2 separate regions of the Homo sapiens genome follow, and region 2 is linked to region 1. Evidence: read pairs that join two places in POLR2A ChIA-PET (ENCODE). Cell type or tissue: CD4-positive, alpha-beta T cell. All regions are shown on one strand. Region 1 has its middle 6.5 kb from the start of PPP1R2. Region 2 overlaps TNK2 (tyrosine kinase non receptor 2).

Region 1 (5,000 bases):
TCTCCAGATTGGTCTGAGGACTCCGCTTTCTTCACTGCCCATTCATCTTCATACTGTTCTCATATTTTTTTTTAAATTGGGATATGCAATGATCCTTAGTTTATAAATTCAACTCCACTTTGCCACACACAGTGTTACGCTTGGGGAAACAATTAGAACTTGCCCTTCTTGGCCAGGCGCGGTGGCTCCCGCCTGTGATCCCAGCACTTTGGGAGGCCAAGGTGGGCAGATCACGAGGTCAAGAGATGGAGACCATCCTGGCCAACATGGTGAAACCCCGTCTCTACTAAAAATACAAAAATTAGCTGGGCATGGTGGCGCGCGCCTGTAGTCCCAGCTATTTGGGAGGCTGAGGCAGGAGAATCGCTTGAACCCGGGAGGCAGTGGTTGCAGTGAGATTGCGCCGCTGCACTCCAGCCTGGTGACAGAGCAAGACTCCATCTCAAAAAAAAAAAAAAAAAAAAAGAACTTGCCCCTCTTTTTTTTTTTTTGCTCAAGGAACTCAGTCTGCCGTGGTTGCTCATTGTCTAGGATGAAGTCCAAATCCCTTGGGCCTTCACAATCCAGCCCTGTCTGTTCTTCTAGTCTCCTTCTCTTTTTACATCCACTTGCTTTCTGCTATGTTCTTCACACTAGTCACACTGCCCTTCTCAGGGTGTCAGAGCAACCTATATTCTGTCCCTTTTTCATGCCTTTACTAATCTATGTGAAATACCATCCCCTATTCTTGCTTTTAAATTACCCCAGTTCAAAGGTCATCTCCTTCTCCGACTCCACGCAGGCCGAGTTAGTGTTCACCTTCACTGAGATCCTAAGGAGCTGTTTGCATTCCTCTATCTCATTGTATCATCATTGTCTAAGTGTCCGTCCCTCTGCTGTGGCCTCTTTGGGAGCAGGTGCATGTCTTCCTCCTCTTTCTCCCCTGACAGCATAACTTAATGAATACAGTGTCTGCCGTAAGAGGCCCTCGATACATGTTGGTTATGTAAATCAAAGAAAATGACCAAGGCGAGTCTCGATGATTTGGGTTTATTTGCCAAGGTTAAGGATGCACTCAGGAAAGAACACAGATCCACAGGAAGAACTGTGCTCCATGCTTTTTCCAAAGAGGGTCTGGGGACCTCAATATTTAAAGGGAAAAGAATGAATATTGGAGAAAGAGAAAGAAAGTTTTTTTTTACAAAGGGTGTGGGTGGATAAGAGGCAAGCAGTTGCATTCTTTTGAGTCTTTGATCAGCCATTTACATGTGAGAGGGTGGTAGAGGTACAGTCACTTACACATTCAATGAATCTGCATTTTTTACATAACATAAACATAGGGCAGAGGAAGCAATCAGATATGCCTTTGTCTCAGGTAAGCAGAGGGATGTCTTTGATTTCTGTCCTTTGCCCCATACCTGCAAAGATAAGCTATCAGTATACATTGCCAGGGTGAGATTCAACAGAACTGTTTTAGAGTAAAGATCTGGGAGCCCACAGGAATTACCCTGTGGGCAAATTGTGAGGGAGGTCTGTAGCTTTATTATCTTGTAGCTATCTATTTAGGAACAAAATGGGAGGCAGGTTTGCAAGACCCAGTTCCCAGCTGGACTTTTCCCCTTTGGCTTAGTGAGTTTAGGGTCCCAAGATTTATTTTCCTTTCACAGTTGAATCAGGGAATAAATGAGTTAACTGTTCCTAAATTCGACCTCCCCAATAATGGTGTCCATAACAACATCAATTTCTTGGAAAGCAATCTGACTATATATCTTGTTCTGCATGGCTAAGGAAGGCATTAGCAGCTATAATGCTGGAAAGGAAATAATAGAAATAAGAAAGACTGCTGAGTCAATAGAGAATGCATTACAAAGAGGAAATTGTCCTGTCACCAGTCAGAAATCTTAATTGAGGTCTGTTATGTGCCAGGTCCTTTTCTAGGTATTGTCTATTGCTTAGTTTATTGCAGAAATAAACTACAGCAGGTACTGTATTTCCTCTTTTCATTTTAATTTAATTTAATTTAATTTTTTTTTGAGGTGGAGTCTCGCTCTGTCACCCAGGCTGGAGTACAGTGACGTGATCTCGGCTCACCACAAACTCTGCCTTCTGGGTTCAAGAGATTCTCTTGCCTCAGCCTCCCAAATAGCTGGGATTATAGGTACATGCCACCATGCCCAGCTATTTTTTGTATTTTTAGTAGAGATGGAGTTTCACCATGTTGGCCAGGCTGGTCTCGAACTCCTCACCTCAGGTGATCCACCCGCCTCGGCTTCCCAAAGTGCTGGGATTACAGGTGTGAGCCACCACGCCTGGCCTCCTCTTTTCATTTTAGGTTCAGAACCCTTTCTTTAAAAAGTTCATTGTTAGGCCGGGTGCAGTGGCTCATGCCTGTAATCCTAGCACTTTGGGAGGCCAAGGCAGGTGGATCACCTGAGGTCAAGGGTTCGAGACCAGTCTGGCCAACATGGTGAAACCCTGTCTCTACTAAAGATACAAAAATTAGCCAGGCATGGTGGCAGGCATCTGTAATCCCAGCTACTCGGGAAGCTGAGGCAGGAGAATCCCTTGAACCTGGGAGGTGGAGGTTGCAGCAAGCTGAGATCACGCCATTGCACTCCAGCCTGGGTGACAAGAGTGAAACTCTGTCTCAAACAAGACAAAACAAAACAAAACAAAGTTTGTTATTAGATACGCACATACACACACAAGTCCACCCCTCATTTCATGTGTCTCTCCCAGCTCTGGCTCTGGGCTCCAGGAGAACGCTGTTGCTGTTTTCACAAAGGCATAGCTTCCTGTGTTCATCAAGTGTACCTGTGTTATCAGGTGTTTTTATCAAGTGGTTCTCTAGACAGGACTCAAGACCCTCTTTGCGCTCCCGTGGCTGAGGCAGGTGGGGGGAATCCCTTAGTAGGAACCACAAGGCTCTCACAGGATAAACTGCTGTCTCGTTGGTTTCTCCCCCAAGGACTTCGCCAGACTTCATCAGAAGAAAGCAGTGCAAGAGGGGACTGCAGAGGAAAGCTGGGGCTTGGGAAACCAGCAGCAGGGGCCACGTGGGCAGGTGGTTTCTGTGTGAACCTCTGATCTGTGCAACATAAACAGGAAATGTTGAAGGCTTCCAGTGCTCTTTTTTGATGTCGAGAACATTCTACGGCACAAAAGAGTTTGCCTCTCACTGTTTCTCATATATGGAGGTTTTCTAATCAGCATCCTGAACAGAATTGAATTAAAAATAAAAACCAAAGTAAAACTAGCTTTATCTCTAGATTTTAAAATTTTCATTTTTTTTAGGGTGGCACCTATACTGTTACCTTGTAGGTACCAACTAGAATATTCTTTCTAACTGCCTGTCATTCATGGTTTACCTACTTGGAAGCTTAACCCTGTCCAAGACTGGACCCTAGTCAACACAAATTTTATCTTAATTTTATGAAGGTCTTTCCCACCCCTAATATTCTGGCATTCTTAAATATGCTGCTCAGCTGTGCTTGTCAAAGGCAATTGCGTTTGCTACATTTCAGAAGAGAGTCCAGACAGAGCCCATTTGGCTCTGTGCTAGGAACGGCTGCAGTGCAAGACTGTGGAGCTCTGTGGCTGACCACAGCTGAAACTCACTTTGATCTTGCTAGATGCCGCCAAGTTGGAAAAAATTAACTAAGACTGCAGGGTCAAAGAGAACGCATAAAAGCATTAACTGCTTTTGTTTCATGTTTCCTCTCCCTCCATAGAGAGACAGAGAAATTAAGAAAATTGCTGGATGTGGTTGCTCACACCTGTAATCCCAACACTTTGGGAGGCCAAGGTGGGTGGATCACCTGAAGTCAGGAGTTTGAGACCAGCCTGGCAACATGGTGAAACCCTGTCTCTACTAAAAATAGAAAAATTAGCCAGGCGTAGTGGCGCGCCCCTGTAGTCCCAGCTACTTGGGAGGCTGAGGCTGGAGAATTGCTTGAACCCAGGAGGCAGAGGTTGCAGTGAGCTGAGATCATGCCACTGCCCTCCAGCCTTGGCAATAGAGTGAGACTCAGTCTGGAAAAAAAAAAAAAATTAAGAAAATTTATACAGAGTGGGCAGGAACAAAATCTTCTGGTGAATCAAGTCTGCAGGCTTATTAAATGTGACAGTATGCTTCTTGAAGGATTAGAAATAAAATACGATTAAGTCAATGCTGTAATAGCTCTAAGCAGAACCAAGCACAGTGTCTTTTCCTCCCCCTCACAAGTACTGAACTCTTCTTTCAATCTTTTCAGCTCTGGGACTAGGCCAAGCCCTTCCCTCCTGGGACAGCTGCTTTAGGAGCCAACCAAGCAAGCCCAGCCAGTTCTCAGGGAGTATAATGGCATGGCGGACAAGTCCTTTCTCACCCAAGGCCAGTCTGCTCACCAGGCCTCCCATCCCTGTCACCCTCGGGCCCCTGAACGTGCAGCCTCTTTCCCCACTGTCATCTTCCAGCCTCTCGTGTAGCTTCTCCTCGGCAGCCCTGCCTGCTGGGCATGCCAGCCTCCATTCCTCACAAACTGCTTATGTGCAGGGTGATACTCAGGATATTTGAGAACCAAAATGGTGTGGGCAGGCCCCAACCAAGCAGGAAGGAAAATGGCTATCATGCAGGCATGGCTCCATGTAATTCAGAGAAGCCTCTGCTACCGGGTGTTACCCCTTTAGTTTTCGGGCTCACTGGGGAGCCCCAGGGGTGGTCACGAGATGGGGAACATTCTGGAGACTTAAAAAAGAGTGGCCGTGCACAGAGTAGAACTGCTGTGTGTTGGTACACATCCGCCTGTCACATCAGCCTGTCTGAGACCCCAGATACCTTCCCAGAATGTTGCCTGCACTCCTCACCTTAACAGAAGGCTGGGTTTTCTGTCCCAGGCAACTCACAAATAGTGGCCGGCAGTTCTGTGCCATGGAGCCCAGCGCTGGGCAGGAGTTAGGATTCTGCTTGACTCCCAAGACGGCTGCTGCTGTTATCATCATTTCCTCCATTCTGACCCATGGCCCAGGGTAAAAATTTCTTG
Region 2 (5,000 bases), 350 kb after region 1:
CCTACTCCCCGGCTTCCCCACCCAACTGCCCGCCCGGCCGCCCTCCCTCTTGCCTGCCTCTCTCTCTCCCTCTCTCCCTCCCTCCCCAGCTGAGCAGCTCTGACACTGGCTGAAAAAGGACCTTTCTGAATCACTGCCAAGAGGGCGGCAGGAATGGGGGGGACTCTTCCTCCCAGCCACCCGCGCTGGCCCCCCTGCCTCCCCATACACAAAGCTCCTGTCTCTGGCTTCTACCCCAGCCCTCACAGTTGCAGACAACTCCTGGGACTTTAGGGTGGCGGCTATGTGACTCAAACAGCACGTATGAAGCAGGGCTGTGGACTCCCTCATGGACCTGTGTGGGGACGTGGGGACTAACACACAGCCTGAGTGGGAGGCTTGGACCCCAGAGGCTCCGCTGGGCCCTGCGATGACTCCTCAGAGACCCTCCCCCACCCCCGAGTCCCAGCCTTGGCTGGGTGTCTCCTGGCTCAGACCCTGATGTGGCCCTGTTACCCTGGTGCCCGACGGAAATAGGCGGCCGGCAGCCTGCCAGAGTGGGGCAGTCCAGCCAAGAGCAAGGGTAGGGTGGGGTGAGGATCCTCACCCCCTCCCCTGGGGTGGCCCTGTCTGCTGCCCAAACACCCAGGGTGCCTCCTACTCAGACCAGGTGGCCAAGTTCCCAAACCCGCTCAAAACAAACAAATATGCCCTGAGACTCCTGCTGGGACGCCCCCACCCCAAAGCTGTAGGATGTCTCCTGTATAACCCCTGACACAGACCACGGCCTCAGATTAAGGGGCCTAGAGACACTCCATCAAGCCCCCGTGGGGCCCTCATGTTTCTAGAACTGACAAATGATCTCTCTGGCCCTCCTCAAAGGGTGCCAGCTGCTCTTACACCCCCCTCGCTACGGCCCCCAGACACACCTGACAGCTGCAGGAAGCCCTCTCCAGCTCCCCAGGCACCCCCCTCCCTGCTGAGCCATGCCTAGGGAGCCCCTGTTTCTTGCACACTGCTCTCTTGTCCCTGTCCAGCTGGCCACCAGCTCAGGGAGCCTCAGCTGGCTGGAGGGGTGGGCAGCTGGGGAGCAGGGCTTTGGGGACTCAGCATCCCAGGCTCCCTTCCCAGGGCCTCTCCCAGCACTTGACCTCCCTGATGATGCCAAAAGGGACAGCCATTTCCTGGTCTAACTCCAGGAGGTGGGGAGAAGGACACCCCCAACTTCAGTCCCTCTTCCTCATCCCCCTGCCATCCAGCCCACAAAGCTTGTGGAGATGGCAGGTGTGGATGGAGTGGGGGCTGAGGTCAGGTGGACAAGATCAGGCCTGCGTTACACTGGAGCTGACTTTTCCCCAAACCTTGGCTGACTGTGCCCTTGCATCAGAGAAGCCTACAGCCTTACCCTGGCACCAAGCACACCTGGAAGGAGACCCAGGGACCGGGGGCCGGGGAACAATTTAAGCAGGGTTATTCCCTCTATTTCAAAATGGGTCTGCTGGATCAGAATGGCCAGATTAAAAACTCTAGCGTCCCCAGAAATATGTGTCTCAAAGTCACCAGAACCCCATGCCTGACCTTGGATGTCCAGTAAGAACAAGACCTGTAACTGGCCCAGTAATCCAGCTGCGGGAAGAAGCAAAGTATGTGTGGGTCAGCGCCAGGCCGGCTCCTGGAACCCCCACCCCCTTTTTTTTTTTGAGAGTCTTGCTCTATCGCCCAGGCTTGAGTGCAGTGGCGCGATCCCGGGTTCAAGTGATTCTCCTGCCTCAGCCTCCCGAGTAGCTGGGATTACAGGCCCCCGCCACCGTGCCCAGCTATTTTTTTTTTTTCCGCCATGTTGGCCAGGCTGGTCCCGAATTCCTGACCTCAGCGTCCTCGTCTCAGGTGATCTGCCCGCCTCGGCCTCCCAAAGTGCTGAGATGACAGGCGTGAGCCACCGCGCCCGGCCCGGCCCGGCCCCCTTTCTCCTCGCCCAGGAAAACAGCCCGACCTTAAGCCCCAACGCTCCTACCGAGTCCCCCTTTCTCCTGTCAGCTACTGCCCTCTGCCGGTCGGGAGAGGAAGTGCGTTCTCTCCAAGGGGAAGGGAAGCTACCCCATCCATCAACACCGTGACCATATTTTCAAAAGCAAACAAGGACATCTGGCTTGATATTCATATTCAGAAGCCTAGTAAACGGGAATGCCCAGGACATACAGACTCAGTTCTCCTAAAAGACTGAACCCCAATCCTAGCAGTACTTCCTGGACTCCCTTGGGGCATGGAAGAAAGCCCAACGGGCAGCTTTTTGGGGTCCCAGGGGATCCATGCACACACAGGCAGATGCCAGCATCACTAAGTCACCACCGCCACACCCACATAAACACACCGCTCTCTGTCCCCTGGCCCAGGAGCAGACACTCTCACTCCTGAGGCCGCCGCAGGGGGCAGGGCTGAGCCCGGCTCACAGCAGACGAAGGGGTCTGGGGCCCAGGTATCTGGCTATCCCCTAGCCTTCCCCATTACCTGCGGTCCCTCCTCGCCCCCAGCCAGGCGCTGGTAAGCAGATCTCTCCCCCATGGAGCCCCAAATCCCAGCGGCTGCGGTCAGGGAGAGAAGCAGCGCCCGCAGCCCCCGCCCCGCAGCGGCACCGGCAGCGTCACTGCCCTGCGTCCTGGGGGGCCGGGCCTCGAGCATCCTCCAGAAGTGCAGGGCCGCTACTGCGTCTCAGCCCCCATAGCCTCATCCGCCATCGGCCGGCGGCCGGGTGGTCGCGCCCCTCCTCCTGCCGGCCTGCGGCCATTCCCTCCTGCAGCCCGTCCCAGCTCCGTTCCTCCTCTCCGGGGCGCGGCTCCCACCCTCTCCCAGTGAGCCAGCTGTGCCAGCCCCGGGCTGACCCCCACCGAGAGCCGGGGCTCTGCCTTCGCCGGCCGCGGAACCGGGCTCCACTCAGCCCTCAGCCCGCCTCCAGGGCCCCAGAGCCACCAACTGGGGCCTTGGGGATTCACGAGTCCCCCGTATTCACGGTAAGGGGCCATCCGAGAAGCCCACAGCAGAGGGGCCTCCGTCCGACTCCATCTGAGACCCCCTCCTCCGAGGCATCCCGGGGCTGCAGCCCACCCCGCCCCCAGCCTGCCCCGGCGGCCACTCTGCTCCCAGAACGCCGGGCGCCCACCTGCCCCGCAGCTCGGCCCTGCGCTCAGCCGGCTCCGCGCCGCCTCCCAGCGCCCGCCTCCCGCGCAGGCCACGCCCCCGCCCCGAGGCCCCCGCGGCCGGTTCCCCGCGCGCCACTCCCGCAACGCCGCACGCGCTGTGCGCTGGGCACGCACTGACCTCCTTGACTTCAGAGCGGTGACACGAGGGCCCGGACTCCTGCTCAAAAGCCGCCCAACACAGGCCCACGCGGGGGTGCCGCGCCCAGCACTGGCGCGAGGCCATCGCCGGCACAGGAAGTCCCAGGGCAGAGGCTCTTCCTCTCCCCCGGGGCCCCAAGGCACCGCTTCTCATTCTGGTGGCATCTGAAGCAGCCACTGACTCTTTAGTACCAGGTATTTAGGGCTGAGCTCAGGGCACCTTCCCTGGGTTGGGGCAGAGGAGAGACAGATGCTGTGACCTCTCCTCCCCACGCAGCGTCAAGGCTGAGCCAGACCCTGGAAGGTCACTAGGTGAGGCTCCCTCTACGGCCCACTCTCCTCACACAGCCCCTTCCACACCCCAAGCACACCAGGGTAGGTGGATGACTGCCGGCGAGGCCCCCGAACGCCTGCTTCTATGCTGTACAGAAGCTCCTCGGCATCTTACTGCAGCTAAAGGCACATACTAGTCTTGGGAGTAGCTGCAAAGCCGGGAGACTGTAGAAGGCAAGGCAGAAAATACCAGGCCCCTCCCTTCTTGCCCTGGCTGGATAAAGGATCTGATCCAAACCAGTGCCCTTTCCTGCTTTCTCCCTGCCTCACCTCCCCCTGTAAATCTCTGGCGTCCTAGTACCATCCTATCGTAAGACATCCACAGGATCTAAACTACCTCTAGGAGTTCGAGAATCCACCCCACGTGTACACCCCCTCTGCTCTTCACTTGTCTCTTTATATCTCCACTCTGCAGAGCTAAAGGAAACAAGAGGCTGGAAACCAGCCCAGCTCTGCTGTCCATTCCCCTCTCCAGCCTCTCCAACTGCATGCGAAGTGACAAATCCACACCAAGGCGCAGACATGACAGGCAATTTCCGGCCAAGAGGATTTTTCCAAAACAATCTACCGTATTCTCAGGAATATATGCCAACCCTACCTCCCAGCCCGCCCTCTCCCACCTCCACCTACCTCTTCTCCAAGCCCTGAAGGAAAAAAGAACATACTGATGAGGAGAGGGGGGCTTACAGCTCCTCCCCCAGCCAGAGGATTATCTTGCTTCCACATGTCAGCCCCACCAAGTTTAGTCAGCCTTAACTCACCCCTCTGTGCGCAGAGCCCAGGCTTCTGGAGCAAGGCCAGGCTGGGTGCCCTCAGAACCTCATCCCAGAGGAACCTGCACCAGGCAACCCTGCACCTTCAGGTCGGCTGGGCCTGACATCACACTGGTCTGGGGAGGAGGCTGGCCAGGGCCCAAGAAAGAAAAGGGAGTGATTCAGACACACGCCATGACTGTCCATAGTCTCTCCATCTCCAGGACACGGGGGCCCACTCCCTCCCAGGGGGGCCTGGCAGCTGAGGTCCTGAGGGCAGGCAAGGCTGTGTCTGCTGGCAGTGCTAGGCCCATGGTCCAGCCCTGAAGCCTCTTCACCCCACATGTTTTTTGTTTGTTTGTTTGAGATAGGATCTCACTGTGCCCTAGACTGGAGTGCAGTGGTGCGATCTTGGCTCACTGCAACCTCTGCCTCGCAGGCTCAAGCAATCCTCCTGCCTCCATCTCCTGAGTAGCTGGGATTACAGGCGTGCACTATCACACCCAGCTAATTTTTGTATTTTTTGTAGAGATGAGGTTTCGTCATGTTGCCCAGGTTGGTCTCAAACTCCTGGGCTCAAGCATTCTACCAGCCTTGCTCT

Evidence for each region. ChIA-PET counts read pairs that join two places held together with the same protein. Peaks named below come from ENCODE experiments on the same cell type or tissue, not always from the same donor. Only the 100,000 strongest peaks of a DNase experiment are listed, where the experiment ranks them.
Region 2: POLR2A ChIA-PET joins it to region 1 with 6 read pairs; 7 of 35 experiments call an interaction of 5 or more read pairs at or near these places.

The regions. Positions count from the first base shown.
Region 1 is chr3:195,547,341-195,552,340 of GRCh38, forward strand. No RefSeq gene overlaps it. Among named protein-coding and RNA genes, the nearest start is that of PPP1R2, 6.5 kb to the left of the region's middle. RefSeq lists a silencer at 2,974-3,023. In CD4-positive, alpha-beta T cell, no CTCF peak of the experiment used is centred here; DNase peaks (open chromatin) are centred at 1,272, 1,971, 2,971 and 3,571; H3K4me3 peaks cover 2,328 bases; H3K27ac peaks cover 4,219 bases.
Region 2 is chr3:195,892,759-195,897,758 of GRCh38, forward strand. All of the region lies in intron 1 of TNK2 (tyrosine kinase non receptor 2), which reads right to left. Among named protein-coding and RNA genes, the nearest start is that of TNK2-AS1, 13 kb to the right of the region's middle. RefSeq lists silencers at 2,797-2,856, 3,067-3,346 and enhancers at 3,487-3,706, 4,344-5,000. In CD4-positive, alpha-beta T cell, CTCF peaks have their summits at 2,104 and 2,307; DNase peaks (open chromatin) are centred at 2,033, 2,393 and 3,363; H3K4me3 peaks cover 2,260 bases; H3K27ac peaks cover 2,521 bases.